Linked DNA regions of Homo sapiens: regions 1 and 2 are each linked to region 3. A link is an interaction called in ENCODE POLR2A ChIA-PET data of the cell type or tissue named here. Cell type or tissue: CD4-positive, alpha-beta T cell. All regions are shown on one strand.

The links. Peaks named below come from ENCODE experiments on the same cell type or tissue, not always from the same donor. Only the 100,000 strongest peaks of a DNase experiment are listed, where the experiment ranks them.
Region 1: POLR2A ChIA-PET joins it to region 3 with 9 read pairs; 10 of 35 experiments call an interaction of 5 or more read pairs at or near these places.
Region 2: POLR2A ChIA-PET joins it to region 3 with 6 read pairs; 10 of 35 experiments call an interaction of 5 or more read pairs at or near these places.

Annotation. Positions count from the first base shown.
Region 1 is chr2:202,747,182-202,755,181 of GRCh38, reverse strand. All of the region lies in intron 4 of FAM117B (family with sequence similarity 117 member B), which reads right to left. Among named protein-coding and RNA genes, the nearest start is that of FAM117B, 120 kb to the right of the region's middle. In CD4-positive, alpha-beta T cell, no CTCF peak of the experiment used is centred here; no DNase peak of the experiment used is centred here.
Region 2 is chr2:202,719,614-202,727,613 of GRCh38, reverse strand. It overlaps FAM117B (family with sequence similarity 117 member B), which reads right to left. Exons shown (of 8, transcript NM_173511.4): 3 at 2,605-2,697; 4 at 1,251-1,364. Among named protein-coding and RNA genes, the nearest start is that of FAM117B, 89 kb to the right of the region's middle. In CD4-positive, alpha-beta T cell, no CTCF peak of the experiment used is centred here; no DNase peak of the experiment used is centred here.
Region 3 is chr2:202,639,567-202,647,566 of GRCh38, reverse strand. The region is part of intron 1 of FAM117B (family with sequence similarity 117 member B); the gene reads right to left. Among named protein-coding and RNA genes, the nearest start is that of FAM117B, 8.6 kb to the right of the region's middle. In CD4-positive, alpha-beta T cell, no CTCF peak of the experiment used is centred here; a DNase peak (open chromatin) is centred at 4,446; H3K4me3 peaks cover 1,835 bases; H3K27ac peaks cover 4,183 bases.

The sequences.
Region 1 (8,000 bases), 110 kb before region 3:
TTTGGATGTCTCACCCAAATCATGGGGGTGGATCTCTCATGAATGGTTTAGCACAGTCCCTCTTAGTACTGTGAGTTCTTACGAAATCTGGTTGTTTAAAGGTGTGTAGCGCCTCCCACTTCTCTCTCTTGCTCCTGCTTGGCCATGTGACCTGTGTCTTTCCCCCTTTGCCTTCCACCATGATTTAAGTTTCCTGAGGCCTCCCCGGACACCAAGTAAATGCCAGCGTCATGCTTCCTGTACAGCCTGCAGAACTGTTAGTCAATTAAGCCTCTTTTTTTTTTTTTTTTTTTGAGACGAATCTCACTCTGTCACCCAGGTTGGAGCACAGTGATGTGATCTCGGCTCACTGCAACCTCTACCTCCCATGTTCAAGCGACTCTTCTGCCTCAGCCTCCTGAGTAGCTGGGACTACAGGCACCCGCCACCACACCTGGCTAATTTTTTTGGTATTTTTAGTAGAGACGGGGTTTCACCATATTGGCCAGGCTGGTCTCAAACTCCTGACCTTGTGATCCGCCCATGTCAGCCTCCCAAAGTGCTGGGATTACAGGTGTGAGCCACCATGCACAGCCCCTGTTTTCTTTATAAATTACCCAGTCTCAGGTATTTACAGCAACATGAGAACAGATTAATCTATATAATTATTTATATTCTGGGGGGGGTTTATTATTGTTTTTGTTTCTTCTTAAAAAAAATAAGATACATGTGCAGAACATGCAGGTTTGTTACAAAGGTACACGTGTGCCATAGTGGTTTGCTGCACCTATTGACCAGTCCTCTAAGTTCCCTCTCTTCACCTCCCACCTCAAACAGGCCCTGGTGTGTGTTCCCCTCTATGTGCCCATGTGTTCTCATTGTTCAACTCCCACTTATGAGTGAGAACATGCGGTGTTCAGTTTTCTGTTCTTGTGTTAGTTTGCTAAGGATGATGGCTTCCAGCTTCATCCATGTCCTTGCAAAGGACATGATCTCATTCCTTTTTATGGCTGCATAGTATTCCATGAAGTATATGTACCACATTTTCTTTATCTGGTCTATCATTGATGGCATTTCAGTTGGTTCCATGTCTTTGCTATTGTAAACAGTGCTGCAATAAACACATATGTGCATGTGTCTTTATAGTAGAATGATTTATAACCCTTTGGGTATATATTCAGTAATGGGATTGCTGGGTCAAATGGTATTTCTGGTTCTAGATCCTTGAGGAATTGCCATACTGTCTTCCATAATCGTTGAACTAATTTACACTCCCACCAACAGTGTAAAAGCATTCCTATTTCTCCACAGCCTCACCAGCATCTATTGTTTTCTGACTTATTTTAATAATTGCCATTCTGACTGGCGTGAGATGGTATCACATTGTGGTTTTCATTTGCATTTCTCTGATGATCAGTGATGTTGAGTTTTTCATGTTTTTTTTTTTTTACATGTTTGTTGGCCGTGTAAATGTCTTCTTTTAAGAAGAGTCTGTTCATATCCTTTGTCCATTTTTTGATGGGGTTGCTTTTTTCTTGTAAATTTGTTTAAGTTCCTTGTAAATTCTGGATATTAAACCTCTGTCAGATGGGTAGATTGCAAAAGTTTTCTCCCATTCTGTAGGTTGCCTGTTCACTCTGATGATAGTTTCTTTTGCTGAGCAGAAGCTCTTTAGCTTAATTAGATCCCATTTGTCAATTTTGGCTTTTGTTGCAATTGCTTTTGGTGTTTTTGTCATGAAGTCTTTGCCCATGCCTGTGTCCTGAATGGTATTGCCTAGGTTTTCTTCTAGGGTTTTTATGCTTTTGGGTTTTACATTTAAGTCTTTAATCCATCTTAATTTTTGTATAAGGTATAAGGAAGAGGTCCAGTTTCAGTTTTCTGCATATGGCTAGCCAGTTTTCCTAGCACCATTTACTGAATAGGAGATCCTTTCCTCATTGCTTGTTTTTGTCAGGTTTGTCAAGGATCAGATGGTTGTAGATGTGTGGTGTTATTTCTAAGGTCTCTGTCCTGCTCCGTTGGTCTATATGTCTGCTTTGGTACCAGTACCATGCTGTTTTGGTTACTGTAGCCTTATAGTATAGTTTGAAGTCAGGTAGCATGATGCCTCCAGCTTTGTACTTTTTGCTTAGGATTGTCTTGGCTATATACAGGGTCTTCTTTGATTCCATATGAAATTTAAAATAGTTTTTCTAATTCTGTAAAGAATGTCAATGGTAGTTTGATGGGAATAGCATTGAATCTATAAATTACTTTGGGCAGTATGGCCATTTTCACAATATGACTTATTTATTTAACAGAACCACTTCCAAAATCTATGTAGAGATTTTTAAATTAAAAATGTTTTTATTGTCACAGTATTACTTTTGGAAAGAACTATCTGGTTACATAATTACAGGATATTACTTGTTTCCTGACAAGATATTCAAAATAAAATATGAAACAAGCATTAACAGAGGTATCCGCCAAAGCTAGTAACATCAGTGTGCCAGATAAACATCTTGCAGATTCTTCTGCTGTCTAGCAAAGAAATGTGATTAACCTATCCTTCATTTAGGAAAGTTTCTTTGGAAAACCTCTTTCAGGAAGAGGTGGGCAAGAAGACAAAGGTAACAGACAAAGACAAAGGAAGACAAAGGTAACACTGATTAGAAATGATTCTAATCAATGACCATCAGTTTTATTCCCTGATAATCTTGCTGTCTGATACAGAACTTAGTGTTAAATCTCTATTTCTCCTTTTATTCCTGCTCCCCTTCAGAACTGGAAAAAAAAAAAAAAAAGAAAAAGCATAATAAATACAACAAGAATCCTTGGCAAACACAAGAAATCTGTGATTAAAAAAGGCCAAGGGGAAGCTCCACGCAGAAGTGCTGAGAGAGGATGTCTCCACTGCTCAGTTAGTGTTGGGTCCTCATATGTAACACAGGACACAGAAACCTACCTCATGGCTTTAAAGATGAAATGACAGGAAACCTGGTATGGTGCCTGGCGTCTAAAGCATGAATGCTCAGAAAACAGTAGCTGCAATTTTTATTTTGTATTTTCCCTATTATGTATTTTATTCTTAAAATAATTATCTTTTCACATTTTTTTCAAGTGTCACTTATTTTCTTTCACATATAGTGTCTCCTAATTTTTCCCTTTTTATAAGTCCCTCTGTTCCCACATTCCCCACAGCCTCAAGCTTCTGTATTACTTATTCCCTTTACTTCCATCTCTTCTTTCTGATCCCTTTTCCATTCTCAGCATCCACTACCAAAGGAAAGAAAATTTTAAGTTTGGGTGTTCTATAAGTGTTTTATAGAGAAAATTTATATAATTTTTAAAAATTCAACTTATATTTTTGAGCCACTCTCCATAGCTCAGATCTTTGGTGCACAGATATACAATTGTCAAAACCTATTTTTTTTTTTTTTTTTTTTTTTGAGATGGAGTCTCGGTCTGTCTCCTAGGCTGGAGTGCAGTGGTGCAATCTCAGCTCACTGCAACCACAGCCTCCCGGGTTCAAGTGATTCTTGTGCCTCAGCCTCCCGAGTAGCTGGGATTACAGGCACCCGCGACAACGCCCAGCTAAATTTTTGTATATTTAGTAGAGATGATGAGGTTTCGCAACGTTGGCCTGGCTGGTCTCAAATTCCTGACCTCAGGTGATCCACCACCTGGACCTCCCAAAGTGCTGGGATTACAGGCGTGAGCCACTGTGTCCAGCCTCAAAACTATTTTTTTGAGGAAGATCTTAGCCATATCCATAGATCTATTCTCTTAGTCTAGTTCATTTGATGTGAACACTTGTCCTGGTTAGACCCTTTCAGCTTTCATAAGCGGTGACAACTCTATATACAGTTTAGTGGGTGGCTAAAGCACAATCAATGTCATAAATCAAGTACTGGTCAGACAATAAAACTTTAAGTCACTAACACTCCATAGGTATAAAAACTCAAATTTCTGATGTAACCTGCAGTAGTCAGCTGAGCTATAAACTTCAAGTAACACAGAGTGATCTGTAAAGAATGATGCAATTTTTAGGTGAATTGTAAAATAATTTTGCAAATTTGCAAACAGAAAATTATGGGACTAAAGCTTATCTATATGTCTTCAAGGGTTTAGCCCTTATATTTTTTGATTTTCCCTTTCCTCAAATATAAACATAAATTCTATGTTTATAGAATAAATTCTATAATTTCTCTCTAGAAACCTACACACCTAATTTCTCAACATTTTCTGTTCTACCTACTGGAACAAAAGTTTCATATACGCCAGATATTTCACAAAAGCAGGAAGTGAAAAGAACATTCTTCCTTTGCCCCTTCATGTTTATTCAACCAAAAGCCAATGCATGCGTATAAAACAGACACACACACAGATTTATATTTCACCCAGAAAAAAAGACTATTTCCCCAAAATATCAGAAGCAAGCTACACCTGGGAACAGAGGTGGTATTTTTTTCTTTTGGATTATTTTTCTACAATTAACCTGAGGAGAGAAACTATGTCTTATTAATCTCTTTAGTGCCACTGCCAAGCACAGAGCCTAGAACATATAAGATGCTTGTTCAACAAGGCTGGTATATGGATGTGTGTGTCCCCCCAAAATCATATGTTGAAGCCCTAACTGCCAATGTGGCTGTATTTGGACATGGGGCATCTAAGGCAGTAGTTGAGTTTTGTTTTGTTGTTGTTGTTTGAGACAGGGTCTCACCTTGTTGCCCAGGCTGGAGTGCAGTGGCATGATCTTGGCTCACTACAACCTCTGCCTCCTGGCCTCAGGCGATCCTCCCACCTCAGCCTCCCGAGTAGCTGGGATTACAGGCACATGCCACCATGCCTGGCTAATTTTTGTACTTTTTTGGTAGAGACAGGGTTTTACCATGTTGCCCAGGCTGGCCTCAAACTCCTGGGCTCAAGCAATCAGACAGCCTCAGCCTCTCAAAGTGCTGACATTACAAACATGAGCCACTGTGCCCACTCAGCAGTAAAGTTTAAATTAGGTCATATGGGGGAGGCAGCCCCGGTCCAAGAGGACACCAGAGAGTCACCTCCCATTCCCATGCACACGAAGAGCTCATATAAGCACACAGCAAGAAGGGAGCTGTCTGCAACCCAAGGGGAGAACCCTCAACCAAATACCAACCCTGCTGGCACCTTGATCTTGCACTTAAGAGTCTCCAGAACTGGAAGATAAATTTCTGTTGTGTAAAGTCACGTAGTCTATGCATAATATTTTGTTATGGCTGCCTGAAGAGACTAATACACTCACCTTTAATTTTTTTTATTTCTACAGTTTTCAATAGACTTAAGAACATACTTAAACATAAGCCAGAGATATAGTGATCCAGAGAACTTGAATATGTCCATAAAAAGTCTGCCCTGAGAAACTATTTTTAACTTCATTGTTTACTCTTTTTTTATTTAAATAATTTTAAAAATATAATTAGAGATAGGGTCTCACTATGTTGCCCGGGCTGGTCTCAAACTCCTGGCCTCAAGTGATCCTCCCAGCCTTGACCTCCCAAAGTACAGGGATTACAAGCATGAGTCACTGTGCCTGGACTGCCATTGTTTTCTTTATTGCAAAAGTAAAAAAAATATTCAGTGAAGAAAGAAAATTAAATACATGTCAATCACCAGAGATAACAACTATTAATAATTTTATAAAAACTCTTCTATCTAGTCCTTTTTCTTCTATATACATATACACTTTTAACCAGAAACAGATCGTACCTAGTGTTCTGAACCCAGTGGTTTTTTTTTTTTAACATTATACCAGACCTGTAACCTATCTCTATGCTTTAAAACGTTTAACCAAATCATTTTTATAGTTGCATAATTTTTTTATGAGGGCATTACTTAAGAAATCAATGCTCTATTAAACAAATAGTTTTCAATTTTTCACTATTACAGAACCATACTGTCATGCACATCCTCCTAGACAATTATTTGCACACATATGTAAATACTTCCTTAGAATAAATTCCTGGGGTGAGGAGCTATTTTCCTGGGGGGACATAAAGGATAGTAAAGATTTTTCAGGACTTTGATTCATAATGCCAAACCAAATAGTAAAATATTTTTACTCCTCACATTTTTATCTGCACTCTATGAATATATATGTTTCATGAAACTCTCTAAATTGGATTTATTTTTTCTAAACCTTTGCTAAGTTTCATAAACTACCAGTGCTCTCATTCCTTCAGTTTTTATATTGTAGAATACACAATGAAATACTCATCAGTTATGTATACACATGTACACGCACACACACAACCACATTTTTCTTTATTCATTCAACTGTTGATGGGCACTTAGGTTGATTCCATACAATGGCTACCGAGAGTGGCTACGATAAACATGTGAGCGCAGGGTATCCCTTTGATATGTTAATTTTTGTCTTTTTGATAACAGCCATTCTAACAGGGGTGAGGTGATATCTCATTATGGATTTGGATTTGATTTGCATTTCCCTGATGACTAGTAAAGATGAACTTTTTAAAATATATATTTGTTGGCCATTTAATCTATGTCTTTTTTTGAGAAATGTCTAGTCAGACATTTAATCTGTCTCTTCTAAGAAATGTCTAGTCAGATTGCCCATTTTTTAATGGGATTCTTTGTTGTTGTTGTTTTTTGCTATTGAGTTCCTTGAAGATTCTCGATGTTAGTTCCTTGTTGGATGAATAGTTTGCAAATATTTTCCTCCATTCAACAGGTTTTCTCTTCACTCTGTTGTTTCCTTTGCTGTACAGAAGCTTTTAAATTTAATATAGTCTCATTTGTATATATTTTTTTGTTACCTAGGCTTTTGTAGTCCTAGCCATAAAATCTTTGCCTAGACCAATGTGCTGAAACATTTCCCCTATGTTTTCTTCCAGGAGTTTTGTAGTTTTGGGTCTTACCTTTAAGGCTTTAATCCATTTTAGGTCGATTTTTATATGTGGTAAGAGATAATGGTCTACTTTCATCCTTCTGCATAAATCAGTTTTCCCAGCACTATTTATTGAAGATGTTCTTTCCTCCAGTGTATGTTCTTAGCACTTCTGTGAAAAATCAGCTGGCTGAAATGCATGAATTTATTTCTGGGTTCTTTATTCTGTTCCGTGGATCCATGCTGTTTGGATGACTATAGCTTTGTGTAATATATTTTGAAGTCAGGTAGTATGATGCCTCTAGCTTTGTTCTTTTTGCTTTGTATGGCTCTATTTGGGGACTTTTGTGGTTCCATTCAAATCTTAGGATTGTTTCTTCTATTTCTGTGAAGAATGTCATTGGTACTTTAACATAAACAATTAATATTTTAATTGCAATCAATCTATAGATTGCTTTGGATAGTATGGTCATTTTAACAACATGAATTCTTCCTATGAACATAGGATATCTTTCCATTTGTGTCCTCTTCAATTTCTTTCATTAGTGTTTGCAGTTTTTGTTGTAGATATCTTTCATTTCCTTGGTTAAATTTATTCTCAGGGTTTTTTATTGTTGTTCTTTTTTAGCTATTGTAACCTGAATTGCTTTCTTTATTTCTTTTTTAGCTAGTTCACTGTGAGTGTATAGAAACACTACTCATTTTTATATATTGACTTTGTATCCAGCGACTTTAGTAAATTCATTTATCAGTTTTGTGATTTTTTTTGTAGTCTTTTGGTTCTTATTTTATGTACAGATAAATTGGAATGGGTAGGTTTTTCCATATATAAGATCATGTCATTTGTAAAGAAAAATTTGACTTTCTGTCTTCCAGTTTGGATGCCTTTTTTTTCTTTCATCTGGTTGCTCTGGCTAGGACCCCCAGTACTATACTGAATAACTGGTGAAAATGGGCACCCTTGTCGTGTTTCAGTTCTTAGAGGAAAGGCTTTCTGCTTTTCCCCATTCAGTACAATTTAGCTGTGGGTTTGTCACCTATTGCTTTTATTATGTCAAGGTATTTTCCTTCTATGCCTAATTTGTTGAGAGTTTTTACCATGGATGAGTGCTGAATTTTATCACATGGTTTTTCTGTATCTATTACAATGATT
Region 2 (8,000 bases), 80 kb before region 3:
CTCCAGATTACTTATAATACCTAATACAATGTAAATACTATGTAAATAGTTGTCATACTGTATTTTTATTTGTACTTTTAATTATATTTTAAAATATATTTATATTTATACATATTCTATTCTATTTTTCCAAAAATATGTTTGATCCATGGTTGGTTGAATCCATAAATGCAAAACCTGAAGATATAGAGAGTCAAATGTATATTTTTGTGGCACAAAAAGGAGCAATAGACAATACATAAAAAATGAGAGTGACTGTTTTCTAATAAAACCTTATTTACAGAAACACATGGTGGGACATTCTTGGCTCCCGGGCCACAGTTTGCCAACTCCAGTATTATAAAACAACCTGAGAGTCACAGAACTAAGTCTTCTAGTTTCCCTCTACCTTCCAGGCCCTGCTGCCTTACTGTTAACATGGAAAATTCAATCCAGCCTTCCTCATTCCCAAAGCTTCAATTCTGGAACTTGAAAGATCCTGAAAAGACCTGAAATGAACTTGCTTTCTCCTTGCCAAGAGATCTCATCCAATTTCAATTCAGTAAAAAAAAGTGTTCTTTGGATGGATGAGCCATCAAGAGCAGTTCATGGGTTCTACTAAAAAATCAAAGCAGATAAAGGTTTGTCTCTATCAAAAGACTTCTATGAGACAGCTATTTTTTTTTTTACATTTTTTTAAATTATACTTTAAATTCTAGGGTACATGTGCACAACATGCAGGTTTGTTACATACATACCCATGTGCCGTTTTGGTTTGCTGTACCCATTAACTCATCATTTACATTAGGTATTTCTTCTAATGCTATCCCTCTCCCATCGCCCCAGCCCACAACAGGCCCTGGTGTGTGATGTTCCCCGCCCGAGACAGGTATTATTATTCCCATCTTCACATGAGGAAACTGAGACTTAGAAAAGATAAGTTATTCAGCCAGGGCCTGTTCCATACCCAATGCTTAATTCTCTGTGTCATTCTGCCTCCAAAATATTGAACTGATAAAGCCAAAAATATGGTAAACCAAAATAGATAAGTAGCTATGTCTCCTAGAAGTCGTATCTTAGGTCACTAAAGGAAAATATCATTTTGTCAACTTAATATTCTGTTTTCTTATAAAGACTGTGATTCAGTATTTAAATCACTGTTTCAAATATGTTTTTGAGCATTTTTGTCCTAAACAATTACCAATGAAATAACAAATCACCAGAAAAACAACAAATTCCTTTTCTGGATTTTGTGGTATTGGTACTCTTACCTGACACTGGTTAATAGCTGCATGGTTGCCATGAAATGGAGACTGTCTTTCTTTATCTCGATGATGCCGACTGCTGTGTTTACTTCTCTGCAACTGCTGGCGTAATTTTGCAATCTGAGAAAGCAAAAATAGCAAGTACACCAGAGTGTTTTCTACATGAAACAAAAACACATCCTTGCTTAATAAGAACCAGTAAAACTTACCCTTAATAAGTCCTTTGAATTTTTGAACCATATCACAAAGTCTCATTTTTTGTTCATAATTTTATACACATCTACACATGCATGTATGTGTATATGTTCCAACATTGTTCTCAGCCTTCGAGCTTCCCAAGTACTACACAAATAGTTTTCAGCACTTAGAATAAATTACATTACAGTTTTCACGAAGAATTAAAAAAATAACAATCATTCTCATTGCCTTTACCATAAGTTAATTTTTATTTCAATTTAGATTTATTGAACACCTAGCTTTCAACAGTTCCAAAAATTACACAGTATTTAAAAATCAACTCAAGTCATGAAATATATTCACAGATATCATCTTTAAATAACGAATGCAATTCCAATGAATATCTTATTTATTCTTTGACCGAGTTTTTGCATTTCTACATTATGTGTGAAATGAAAATGTCACTAATTAGCAGCACAGAAAATGGTAATCATAGCATGGAGCCATAACCATCATGGTTATAGTGAGTACTGCATTTCAGAAACACCACCATATATAGAAAAATAATAAATGTGGCCAGGTGCGGTGGCTCATGCCTGTAATCCCAGCACTTTGGGAGGCCAAGGCAGGCAGACTGCTTGAGGTCAGGAGTTAGAGACCAGCCTGGACAACATGATGAAACCCCATCTCTACTGAAAATACAAAAATTAGCTGGCCATGATGGCATACACCTGCAGTCCCAGGTACTTGGGAGGCTGAGGCACGAGAATTGCTTGAGCCTGGGAGGCAGAGCCTGCAGTGAGCCAAGATCGCACCACTGCACTCCAGCCTGGGCAACAGAGCGAGACTCCGTCTCACACACACACATGCACACCCCAAAAAAAAAAAAAAAAGAATAAATGTGAATTTGTTGTATTGTTACAATTTTTAAATCTGATGTTAATAGACAGGTATGAATTCTCCTAAAAAAAGACAAACATACATAATCAGGTAAGTGATATATAAATATCCCTATTGAAATCTTTATTAAATCAACACAATAATTGTTTTTGTTATTTCAGAAGCCAAAAAGAAAAAAGAAATCAATGGAAAACGACAAATCCTTGCTGCCCATAATATCAAGGAAATAGCCAACAAAAGGATCATATTTCCACACCCACTATCTTAGAACCATTTTTCTGACCTCCTTAAGTTGATCTGTACTGCCCCAAGATGCTGAGCGCTTGTGAGACCCTTTCTTCTTTTCAGAGTATTCTTCAGCCCATGCACTCTCTGTCTGTAATGAAAAAAGAGGGGAGGTGTATTTAACAAAAATCATTTCACAACAATGTCTACCATATTTTTCTATTATAAAACATATTTCCATTACAAAAAAATTAGACATTAAAAATAATTAACACAAATTACTCAAAATTCTCCTGGCACCAGTTACTTAACTGGTATTAATTACAATTAATATTTTGGCATACTTCATTTTTATTGCTAATAAAAAATTAGTATTTTTACATAATTATAATTATACTACAAATAAAGCATTTATGGAACAAAGTTAACTATATATAATAACTAGAGTTACCATAGTTAACTAACATATAATAGCTAATAATGTCAGTTATTATTAGCACGCACCAGGCACACTAATAATAGCTAACATTCTTGTGCTCTTATGTGCTAGGCACTGTGCTTTCATATGCTTTATCTGACTTAACACATGTAAGTTGCCTAAGGTGTTACAAGCGGCAAAGCCAAGAAATAAACCTGAGACTCCAGAGCTTGTAATATTAACTTCTATATTATGTCTAGTCTTGCCATAAGTATCTTCAGAGAACAGCTTCAAAAATGTTAAACCTGGCTGGGCGCGGTGGCTCACGCCTGTAATCCCAGCACTTTGGGAGGCCAAGGCGGACAGGCCACGAGGTCAGGAGTTCGAGAACAGCCTGACCAGCATGGTGAAACCTTGTCTCTACTAAAAATACAAAAATTAGCGTGTGCTTGTAATCCCAGCTACTCAGGAGGCTGAGGCAGGAGAATCGCTTGAACCCGGGAGGTGGAGATTGCAGTGAGCCGAGATCGTGCCACCGTACTCCAGCCTGGATGACAGAGGGAGGCTCCGTCTCAAAAAAAAAAAAAAAAAAAAAAAAGTTAAACCTTAAGTAGTTATACCAAACCCAGAATTTAAAAAGTGTATTGGGAAAGAAAATACAAATGAGTTCCTAGCACATGAAACTATGCTCAACCTCACTGATAAGAAGGGAAATGAAAGTTAAAGCTTCAACAAGATTGAGCAATTTGCTAATATAAACTCTCCTATATTGTTAGTGGGAGCATACAGCCTTTATGGGGGGATATTCAGCACCTGCTGTCAAAGTTATAAATGCGCAAACTGACACAGCAACCCCTTATTTAACAATTTATCCTGCACAGATACCAAATGCACATCTTTATGTACAAAATGACTTGCCTATTATTCCCTGTAGCACTGTTCTTACAAGTAAGACTGAAACAATGTAAGTAAGTTAGATTTATTTAGGTTTGGCTAAATAAATTATGGTATACCTTTATAACAGAGTACTGTGCAGCTATAAAAATGAATAAGGAAATTCACAATATACAGACATGAAATAATCTCCATGATATACTGTTAAGTGAAAAACCTCAAGGCTCAGTACCGTGTGTATAGCAACTGCCTTTATATGGGACTGCTAAAAAGAATGCATGTGTGTGTAAATTATATCTGGAAGAAAATAGATGGTAACAAAGAAAATTGGTACCAGTGGCTGTCTCTGGGGAAAAAGACCCTTAGTGTATACCCTTCTGTACCTTCTGAATTTTGTACATGAAATAATAAAAAATACCAAAAAATACTGTGCAGTTTGAATATCTTTTGCACTATTAACGTACCAATTACTAATTATAAAATGGTCTAGTTTCAAATGGGGAAGGAAAAGTTTTCAAAAATGAAGACACTGTGATTCTAATTAGTCATGTCCCAGGTCTGGATCTTCTCCTTATAGCCAAAAGGACTCCATTCTGACAAGGATCCTTAAATACACTGAATCAAAAGGAAGGGCTACAATTTGGTCAACTTCCCACCACTCTATGCCCTATTTCACCCTAAACTCCAGTTTCACTTTGAGGTTACCAACTGATGTCACACATCCCAGAGGTGACCCCTACTGTACTTATAATTTCTCATATTAGGATCCACAGGCTCTTTAAGTCCATTGTTAAAATACCTGTCACAAAGATCAACATGTAAATAGGACCATATAGCATAAAGTATCAAAATCAAAAACCAAAATCAAAATAATAAACTTAATACTATAAAATTTAAAACCTTAACAAATGAATTTTTTTTTTTTAATTTTTAAGTTCAAGGGTACATGTACTGGTTACATAGGTAAACAGGTAAACTCGTGTCATGGGGGTTTGTTGTACAGATTATTTCGTCACCCAGGTACTAAGCCTAGTACTCATTAGCTATTTTCCCTGATCCTCTCCCTCCTCCCACCCTCCACCCTCTAGAAGGCCCCAGAATCTGCTCTTCCCCTCTATGTGTCCATGTGTTCTCATTATTTAGCTCCCATTTATAAGTGAGAACATGCAGTATTTGGTTTTCTGTTCCTGTGTTAGTTTGCTAAGGATAATGGCCTCTAGCTCCATCCATGTTCCTGCAAAGGACATGATCTTGTTTATTTTTATGGCTGCACAGTAGTCCATGGTGTATATGCACCACATTTTCCTTATCCAGGCTACTGTTGATGGGCATTTAGGTTGATTCCATGTCGTTGCTATTGTGAATAAGCAGCATAGTATGCGTGGTTCAGAATCACATATGTTGGTGTTAAACAAACATGTTTAAGTTTCAGATCAGTTAAATAACATTTTTTGGGCCAGGCGTGGTGGCTCATGCCTGTAATCCCAGGAGGCCGAGGCGGGTGGATCACGAAGTCAGAAGTTTGAGACCAGCCTGGCCAACATAGTGAAACCCCGTCTCTACAAAAAGTACAAAAAATTAGCCGGGCGTGGTGGCAGGCACGTGTAATCCCAGCTGCTTGGGAGGCTGAGGCAGGAGAATCGCTTGAACTTGGGAGGTGGAGGTTGCAGTGAGCTGAGATCTCGCCACTGCACTCTAGCCCGGGCGACAGTGAGAGGCTCCATCTCCAAAAAAAAAAAAAAAAAAAATTGTATCTTTACAAGATGCTTCTCTTATATGAATTTTTAAATTCCTCATTTATAAGAATAATGTCAGGCCAGGCACAGCGGCTCATGCTTATGCATGGCTAATCCCAGTGCTTTGAGAGGCCAAGGCTACAGGATCACTTGAGCCCAGGAATTCAAGACCAGCCTGGGGAACACAGGGAGACCTCATCTCTAAAAAAATGTAAAAAATTAGCTGGGCCTCATGACTCACGACTGTAGTCCTAGCTACTTGAAAGGCTGAGGTGGGAGGATTGCTTGAGCCTGGGAGGTTGAGGCTGCACTGAGCTGTGCTTGCTCCACTGCACTCCAGCCTGGATGTCAGAGCGAGACCCTGTCTCAAAAAAAAAGGAATAATGTCATCTACATACTAAAATTATAAGGTAATTAAAGGAGTTAGTATATGTAAAGGGTTTAATTTTTAAGCACGGTGCCAAGAACAAAACATTCACTCAGTAAATGTTTATTATTATTTTCATTCCATTAGGCCAAGTAGTCGTAACTTATTTTGTTATCTCTATGGTCATAAAGATATATGAAAGAATGCAAATATTTTTTGATGAAAAAAATGACCATAATAATTTCATGTAAAACAGAGGATAGAAACAGAATAAGTTTTATGAAAATAGTTTTTTGCAAATTCTAATCAAATGTAAATGATAACCCCTCTTTCATACATTTTATATTACTATTTATATGAAAACTTCAGGCTAAAATCATGATGAAGAGATGCTTTATAAATACAATTCCAAATTCAAAAATTGTTTAAATTTTTATCCTTGCATTTCAAATGTTAGTTCAATATTTAATTCAGAGCTTATAGAGGTTCTCAAATATAGTTAGAAAAAAAAAGTTGGTTTATACCTCTCCTCATGGAAGAGGGGAGGAACCCTTAGAGATAAGAGGGAATCCCTCTATTTAGGAAAACTCCTTAATATAGTAAGTGAAATACAAGGTTGCAGAAAAATGTATAGAATATGATATTTTGTGTGTAACCAAAAAAAATCAGTTTTTCTTGTTCATTTGTGTTTGTGTATGTGGTTGTGTGCTTGGGCACATGCAACCTCCAAGAAAACAACTGAAGTAGGCAAGGATCATCAATGGAAGTGAAAACTACTAGGTAAAAGCTACTAAAGAACAGGATATTTGTGCGGTGCCAAAACTCGCAAATTACTTGCTAATTACAAAACCAAACAGTTTATTTTCTTTCCAAAGTGAATAATTCATTTAAAAACTTAATGTAATTAAGGAAAAAAGTGCGAGAATGACCTGTTCTAAATTAAGAAAGACTTAAGAGAAGCCAAGTGCAATGTATGAATGTGGAACTGGGTCCTTTTGGGTCCAAGTGTAATGTATAAATGTTGAATTGGGTCATTAAAAAAAAAAAAGACATATTGGGGAAATTTTAACATAAACTGGTTATTATGTGATATTATGGAATTGTTAATTTTTTTAGGTGACCTAATGCTGTTGTAGCTATATAGAAAATATTCTTAGGAGATACATATCAAAATATGTAGGGATAAAAATGTCATATCTCCAACATACTTTCAAAAATTGCAGCGCACACACACACACACACACACACACACGACAGGTAAAGCAAATATGACTAATGTTTAAAACTCTTGAATCACAGCTGTAGTATTCTGATTTTTTTTTTGTATATTTAACATTTCCATAATAAAAAGGAGAAAAATCTTAGGTCATTTCCACTGATATTTTATGAACTCCATTTAGGACAATTCCATAAAGAAATACCTCCATTAGAAAGTATTAGACCAACAAATCAATACAGAAGAATGACAGAGCTACAAAGTCATCACTTTGGAACTATTATAGTAATAACTGACTTAAGTAATAATCATCAACAAATGCTAAAACCAATGAATGTTTCTTGGAGAACAGAATATTTACAATCTCAAATATTTCTCCACAAATTACTATTAGTTACAAAGGGTTCTGATGGATCAAACTTAACATCACTGACTTCATGTACCTCTTGATCCACAGGCACAGAAAGGAACATACATCACATACAGTATTCCTAACAAAAATGTAACAAATTGAATCTTATCATAAAGGAATATATAAACCCAAGTTGACAACATTCAAAAAAATACTGGTCTACACTCTTAAAAAACATTAATGTCATGAAAGACTCAAAAACTCAGGCTGAGGAACTTCTCTAGATTAAAGGATATTGAAGAGAAATGACATGTAAATGCCATGTGTGCTCCCTGACTGGATCCTAGCTTACAGGGGAAATTGCTACAGAGAACAAATTCTGAACAACTGAAAAATTTGGAATATAAACCATATATTAAATAACAGTATTATATCAATCTTACATCTCCTGAATTTGATAAGTTTATTGGT
Region 3 (8,000 bases):
ATGCATCAACAAGCTTCTTCTTGTTTAACAAGCATCAAGATCAAAGAAGAAAGTTTCATTTCAGTTGAATATGAAATCTGGGTGTGCTCATTTCAAGCTCAACCCAGAACTGAGTATTTGTACAGAAAAAAATATATATACACGTTTTGTTGAAATAAATAAACTGTTTTTTTCAGTTTTGAAAATATCACTTTTTATGTACAGGTCTAGAATAGAGACCAAGAAATCGCCACACATTAATAATTCTGCTAGACCTATATTTGACACAGATCTTGTTACAGAAAAAGAAATTTTTGAAGCTCTCAGATAAAATTGTGTTAAGCTATATTTTTTTATATTGCCTTGCTTTATGGTTTTAGTAGCTTTTACTATAAACATTATAAATTTTCCTATTGTAAAAAATAACTTTACTAAGTTCATTTAAATTAAATATACCTTTAGAAAAAATAAATCCCATTTTGTCTTATATAAATTATTTAATCAAAACATTATGGTTGCCTTATAAGTTTTTAAAAATCTAAGAAAAGGGAAGAGATTAATTTCAAGAAAGGTAAGCTAAGCTTAACTGCACATTTTCCCCCAAAAAAAGTTAGTTAAAAATAACATGTTTAGTCTTAAAAGCTGGCTGGGGGTGTGCCTCTTGTACATACCCTAGATCACATAATATCTCATTAGCATCTTGTATACTAAAAACTGGGGATAAAACTATTGTTATCACTTAAACAAGGTAAAAAAAAATCATACAGGAATTTCTTTAGAAGGAAAAACTAAAGTTTCCTTTACTTCACTACTCACTTGCAATAATGATGATATCCTTAGGGGAGAGAGGAAAACCATACAAAATGAATAGGCTAATAAGATGGTCAAATAAACAGATTCATAGAGAAACCACTCGTACTCAAAAGAGCATAAATTATTACTAGAGCAATATATCTCAACTTCCTGGTGACAAATGCCTGGGTTCCCTGAGAAATGGAAACGATGCCAAGGAGTCTCCAGAACAAAAAGATTGGGAAAATCTGCGCTATAGAAATTAACGAGACAGGCTCTGGACTTAAGGACACTACACATATCCTTAGGCATGATACTGAGGTCTCTTCCCTGGGGAAACTGGCCCAAGAGAAGAAAAAAAACCTACTTTTGGGAGTCCCTGCGTCTTCTTTCTAGAGTAACATGCTCCAGACAAGCAGCCTGATCTAAACACAGAAAACATTTAATCAGCATTTTAATGTCTCACTTAAATATTAATAGAAAGTGGCCAGGCCAAGCGGCTCACGCTTATAATCCCAACATTCTGGCTGGTGGAGACAGGCGGATCACTTGAGGTCAGGAGTTCAAGACCAGCCTGGCCAACATGGTGAAACCCACCAAAATTAGCCAGGTGTAGTGGTGTGCCCCTGTAGTCGCAGCTACTCAGGGGGCTGAGGTGGGAGAATTGCTTGAACCCGGGAGGCGAAGGCTGAAGTGAGCCAAGATAGTGCCACTGCACTCCAGCCTGGGCAACGGAGCAAGACTCCATCTCAAAAAAAAAAAAACAAAAAACTTTTAGGCATTAACAGGACAAAGAACAAACAGCAAGGCAAGTGCTCTTGAAGAACTGAAGTATAATGGCCAAAATGTAAAAATCAATAAAACGAATACAAGATAAAAATAAATCTGATAGGCCGGGCGCTGTGGCTCACTCCTGTAATCCCAGCATTTGGGAGGCCAAGGCGGGCGGATCACCTGAGGTCAGGAGTTCGAGACCAGCCTGGCCAATTTGGTAAAACCCCGTCTCTACTAAAAATACAAAAAATTTAGCTGGGCGTGGTGGCGCGCGCCTACAGTCCCAGCTACTCGGGAGGCTGAGGCAGGAGACTTGCTTGAACCCGGGAGGCGGAGGTTGCAGTGAGCCGAGATCTCTCCACTGCACTCTAGCCTGGGCGACAGAGCGAGACTCCGTCTCAAATAAATAAATCTGATAGAAATAAAAACAGGCTGCCGGGCGCAGTGACTCACGCCTGTAATCCCAGCACTTTGGGAGGCCGAGGCGGGCAGATCACGAGGTCAGGAGATCAAGACCATCCTGGCTAACACAGTGAAACCCCGTCTCTACTAAAAATACAAAAAATTAGCCGGGCGAGGTGGCGGGCGCCTGTAGTCCCAGCTACTCGGGAGGCTGAGGCAGGAGAATGGCGTGAACCCCGGGGGGCGGAGCCTGCAGTGAGCCGAGATCTCGCCACTGCACTCCAGCCTGGGCGACAGCGAGACTCTGTCTCAAAAACAGACAAACAAAAAAAAAAAGAAAGAAAAAAAAGAAACAGGCCAGGCGTGAGTAATCCCAGCACTTTGGGAGGCCAAGGCAAAAGCATCACTTAAGGCCAGGAGTTCCAGACCAGCCTGGGCAATACAGCGAGACTCAGTCTCTATTTTTTAAAAGAAAATATATTTTGAAATTTTGAAAAATAATAAAAAAGAAATGCAAACAGATAAAGATACGGAAACTAGACAGAAATTGTTAAATTACAGATGTGCTCCAAGATATACCACAACTAGATAACACAGCTTCCAAAAAGACAAAAAACAAAGATAACAGAAAGGAGAAATAATAAAAGAAAAATTCCCAGAAATAGTCTCTAGACTGAAAAAGCCCACAGAGTAACCAGCACAGTGAACAGAAAACAAACAATGAAACACCTCACAACAAGGCAATCCTCATTTCAGAATGGTGGTAACCCTTCCACAGAGGACAGACACCATCACCAACAAAGGATTAAGAATCAGAATGGCATCCAAATTCTCAACAGCAATTCCAAAAGCTAGAAGATGAAGTGCTTTCAATACCCAGTGGAAAAATTATTTCCAACCTACAATTCTAATTCTATACCCAGTCAAACCGGCAAGTATAAAGACATCACTGAAGATATTCAAGGTCTGGGTATAACATATACCTCCCATGTATCCTCTCTCAAAAAATTATTGGAAAATGCACTCCAGCAAAACAACATCCAGAAATTAGAGTATCCAAAACAGGAGAGAAGTGAAGAGAATTCCCAGGGAAGTTCCCGGTTCTAATAGCTGTGCCACAGATGTAGAGATCAATGAGCTAATTTGGAATATGAGGATGAGGGACTCCAAAAGACATATCTCCAAGGAAAATAAACAAAAGTAACTCTCTGCTATGTTTTTAATTATTTACAGGAAGTTTCCATTATCAAAACTTTCTTAGGGATAAATTTGTGATAGGTACATAGAAAACGAAGCAATCAAAATGAAAAACAATTTTAACCTCAAAGACCACAAAAAGTTATTTAAAAAGAAAATATAACTGTAGTATCCAACAAGGCTCTACTGTAATCAATATTTACATGGTCATAATAACATTAATACTGATTTAACCAAAAGATGCTACACCTACAATGGAAGGATTCGGTAGGATGGTGATTAGAGAATTAAGTGTACATTTTCCACAGTAGCAAGTCACTACATAATACATAAAACTGAAAAAAAAAAAAAAAAAAAACAAAAAAAAAACAGCTCCTAAAGCAGTAGTATAGCATATTATTTAGAAATGTGTAGGCCAGGCACGGTGGCTCACGCCTGTAATTCCAGCATTTTGGGAGGCCAAGGCGGGTGGATCACTTGAGGCCAGGAGTTCGAGACCAGCCTGGCCAACACGGGGAAACCCTGCCTCTACTAAAAATACAAAAATTAGCAGGGAATGGTGCTACACACCTACAATCCCAGCTACTCAGGAGGCTGAGGCATAAGAATTGCTTGAACCCAAGAGGCAGAGGTTGCAGTGAGCTGAGATCCTGACATTGCACTCCAGCCTGGGTGACAGAGCGAGACTCTGTCTCAAAAAAAAGAAAGAAAGAAAAAGAAATGTGTAGGTAAACAGCCAAAGAAACCTCTAAGAGTTGAAAGTGGTTGTTTCTAGGGGGCAGGAAGAGGGAGTGGAGAAAGATGTGACAAGGGAACATTTTATTTGATAATAAGTTCAGTGCTATTTGACATTTTAAATTATGCACACGTAGTTTAAAAAAATAAATTTAAATTTAAAAATATAGTATAAAGACAAGCATGCTATTTTTGCCTTCAAGTAGTTTGGAAAAGGAAGTAGCTTACTTTCTCAACTTCCTTCCCTTCTACTGCTGATTTACCTATCATCTTAACCTACGCCCTTACCTCTTCCCCTCCTCAGAGAAAAAAATGTCCTTGTTTCTGAGATTTCCAGACTCTACCATGTACTGGATCCCATGCCTCTCGCATTTTCCATAACCTTGCTCCATCTACATTTACCATCTTCTCTTGAATTTACAATCTTTCATTCTATAAATCCTTTCCCTAAAAGCTATAAACAAGCTGAAGTTTTCCACATCCTGTAAATAACTGAAGCTTAAGCACACCCTTCACCCAGTTTTTTCACTTTCCTTCCGTCCACATTAAAGTACTTTATACTCATTACCTCTACTTCCTCATCCTCCACTTTGATTTGTGCCCCCAACATGCTTCTCAAACTACTTTCTCTCACAGATCATTGACTAATCTACATGCCAGATTCAAAGGCCTATTCTCCAGGCTCAGCCTACTTCACGACATTTGAAAATCTTTCCTATCTCTCCTTGAAATACAATCTTTCTTTTCGGCTTTCTCAACACTATTCTACCATTTCTCCTCCTACCACATTTCACAGGTTTCTTCACTGGCTTTTCTTTCTACCCTTAAAAATGCTTGTTTCCTCCCAGAGTTCTATCTTCAGCATTTTCCCTATCATTTTATCCACCCTAGTGATTAGTCATTTCGAGTGTTGCCCACATGTAAATGCCTAGCATGATGTACATGTTAAATGAATGTTTACTGAACTGCAATAAATGAGTCCTAATTTTTACCCCCAAGTTCAAAGTGTATCCCTGAGTTTTAAAATGTTATTTGCCACAATCTAGAAAATTATCTGAAGTTCCTGAGAGCACAAACCAAATACATCCACAACTGAGTTCATTTTCTTTTCCCAAATCTGTTCTCCTCACTGTTATCAATTAGAACCACCATCCAAACTATCACCCTCAACTCCCCGTTTCTCAATCCCTACATCCAACAGTTTGCCAAATCAGTCTTTTCAATCTTTTTTACTCTTGCCATTCCCACTGCCATTCCCCCAAAATTCAGGTGATCAATGCCTTTGTGAGTTTCTCCTATCTCAAGTCACACTCTACTCATTTTATATATATATATATATATATTCTATTTATTCTAAGAATATAAATACTAGTAATAATAACTGTGAGTGCCTAAAGCCTTGGATGAGAAGGAAGACAATGATGTGAAAATATCTGGCTGGGCGTGGTGGCTCACGCTTGCAATCCCAGCACTTTGGGAGGCCGAGGCGGACAGATCACGAGGTCAGGAGTTCAGGACCAGCCTGTCCAATATGGTGAAATCCCGTCTCTACTAAAAAAAAAAAAAAAAAGTACAAAAATCAGCCGGGCATGGTGGCACACGGCTGTAGTCCAGCTACTCAGGAGGCTGAGGCAGGAGAATGGCTTGAACCTGGGAGGCGGAGGTTGCAGTAAGCCGAGATCACACCACTGCACTCCAGCCTGGGCGACAGAGTAAGACTCCGATAAAAAAAAAAAAAAAGAAAATATCTGCCAGGCGCGGTGGCTCATGCCTGTAATCTCAGCACTTTGGGAGGCCGAGGCGGATGGACCGCCTGAGGTCAGGAGTTCGAGACCAGCCTGGCCAACATAGTGAAACCCTGTCTCTACTAAAAATACAAAAGTTAGCTGGGCGTGGTGGCAGGCGCCTGTAATCCCAGCTACTCAGGAGGTTGAGGCAGGAGAATCGCTTGAACCCAGGAGGCGGAGGTTACAATGAGCCAAGATCTGCCATTGCACTCCAGTCTGGGCAACAAGAGTGAAACTCCATCTCAAAAAAAAAAAAAAAGAAAATAAAATATCTAATATTGAGATTCCTATACCCCACACACAGATTACAAAGATTTTATTCCTTGAAACAATTATCTACGGTAAGTATCATTAGTATCCCCTTTTTACAAGTAAAGTGAACTTGCCTAAAGTTAAACTGCTAGCAAGTAAATGGCAACTCCAGGGTCTGAACCCTGACAGTCTGGCTCCAGAGTACATACTATTAACCATGGAATACTTTCTAATGTATATATTCTATTCAAAGTCATTCTGAAAACTTACGTCTCTCCCTTCTTTCTCTACTATTTCCGCTCTCCCCATCCCAACACCCTATTACCCTACATTTCAAGCCACAAAGAACTGAATATGATAGGCTTATTTTCACACCTCTAAGATCCAACTGCAAAGTTCTGTTCTTCCCTTTGTAATCCAATTCAAAATTCATCTCCTCTGAGGGAACCTCTATACCCATCCCCTGTGGAATTATTCACTCTCTAAGCCAGAAAACTCATCACATTATATGCTTATGTATCTGTCTTACATGGCTAGTTTGTGAGTCTCTGGAATTCCTTGTGTGTTTTACATCTTTGTATTACACTGTTAATAACACAGAGTAGTTCAATCAAAGCTTACAGAATTTAACTTAATTAAATGTAAATTCTACTAGCCAAGACATAAAACTAATAGTTTCTACTTTGTCTCATCTTCATTGCAAAATATAGACATCACAAACCAAAAGAATTCCCTTTAGCCGGGTGTGGGTGACTCGTGCCTCTAATCCCAGCACTTTGGGGGGCTGAGGCAGGCAGATAGCTTGAGCTCAGGAGTTGGAGAGCACCCTGGGCAACATGGTGAAACCCAGTCTCTACCCAAAATACAGAAAATTAGCTGGGCATAGTGGCATGTACCTGTAGTCCCAGCTACTCGGGAAGCTAAGGCGGGAGAATTACCCGAACCCCGGAGGCAGAGGTTGCAGTGAGCCGAGATCGTGCCACTACACTCCAGCCTGGGTGACAGAGACCCAGTCTCCAAAAAAAAAAAGAATTCCCTTGAATGTGTAATGTTAGCAGCAATCCTCCAAATGTTAGAGAAACACTAAATTCTTAGAGACATATTTCATAAGGTACTAGAAAGTAGACATCAAAGATGACACAAATATAAGTTCTGGTTATCTTGCTTCTTGATTCTGCCTATTAGTCCAAAGAAGTTATCACTTTTTGCTGCCCTTGGCACTCCCCAACTCCAATAAACAAACGAATTTATACACAACTTAATACATCCAAAGGAAGGGGGAAACTAGCAAGAACACGACTTGCCATATATATATATATATATATATATATATATATATATATATATATATATTTTGTGGTGGTGGTGGTGGTTGTTGTGACGGAGTTTTGCTCTTGTTGCTCAGGCTGGAGTGCAGTGGCACAATCTCGGCTCACTGCAACCTCCACCTTCTGGGTTCAAGTGATTCTCCTGCCTCTGCCTCCCCGGTAGCTGGGATTATAGGCGCCTGCCACCACACCTGTCTAATTTTTTGTATTTTTAGTAGAGACAGGGTTTCGCCATGTTGGGCAGGCTGGTCTCGAACTCCTGACCTCAGGTCATCCACCCACCTTGGCCTCCCAAAATGCTGGGATTACAGGTATAAGCCACCGTGCCCGACCAAATTTTTTTTATTATACCACACACCCTAAGTAATTCTGATACAGATGAACCACAGACTACACTTTGAGAAACACCATTCTGGATGTTCACAGGCAATGTTATCACCAATTTGAAACTTCATACAACCATGAAAACTGAACCTACACTGGTAATTTATGTTAAATACACTAAAACTAGAAGCAAAACTAATATGATACACAACAGCTAACTTTTATACTGAGGTACTGTGCTGTTTTTCAGTTTTCCCTTATTTAATCCCTACTATCATATGAAGTAGATTTCACCACCCATTTCACAGATAAGAAAAATAACTTTCCATATCACATGGCTTCTAGTTGGCAGAACACAGGTATTAAACTCAAACTGTCTACCCAAAGTATATCCTCCTCACCTCGATGTTATACCATCTCTCCATTTGTA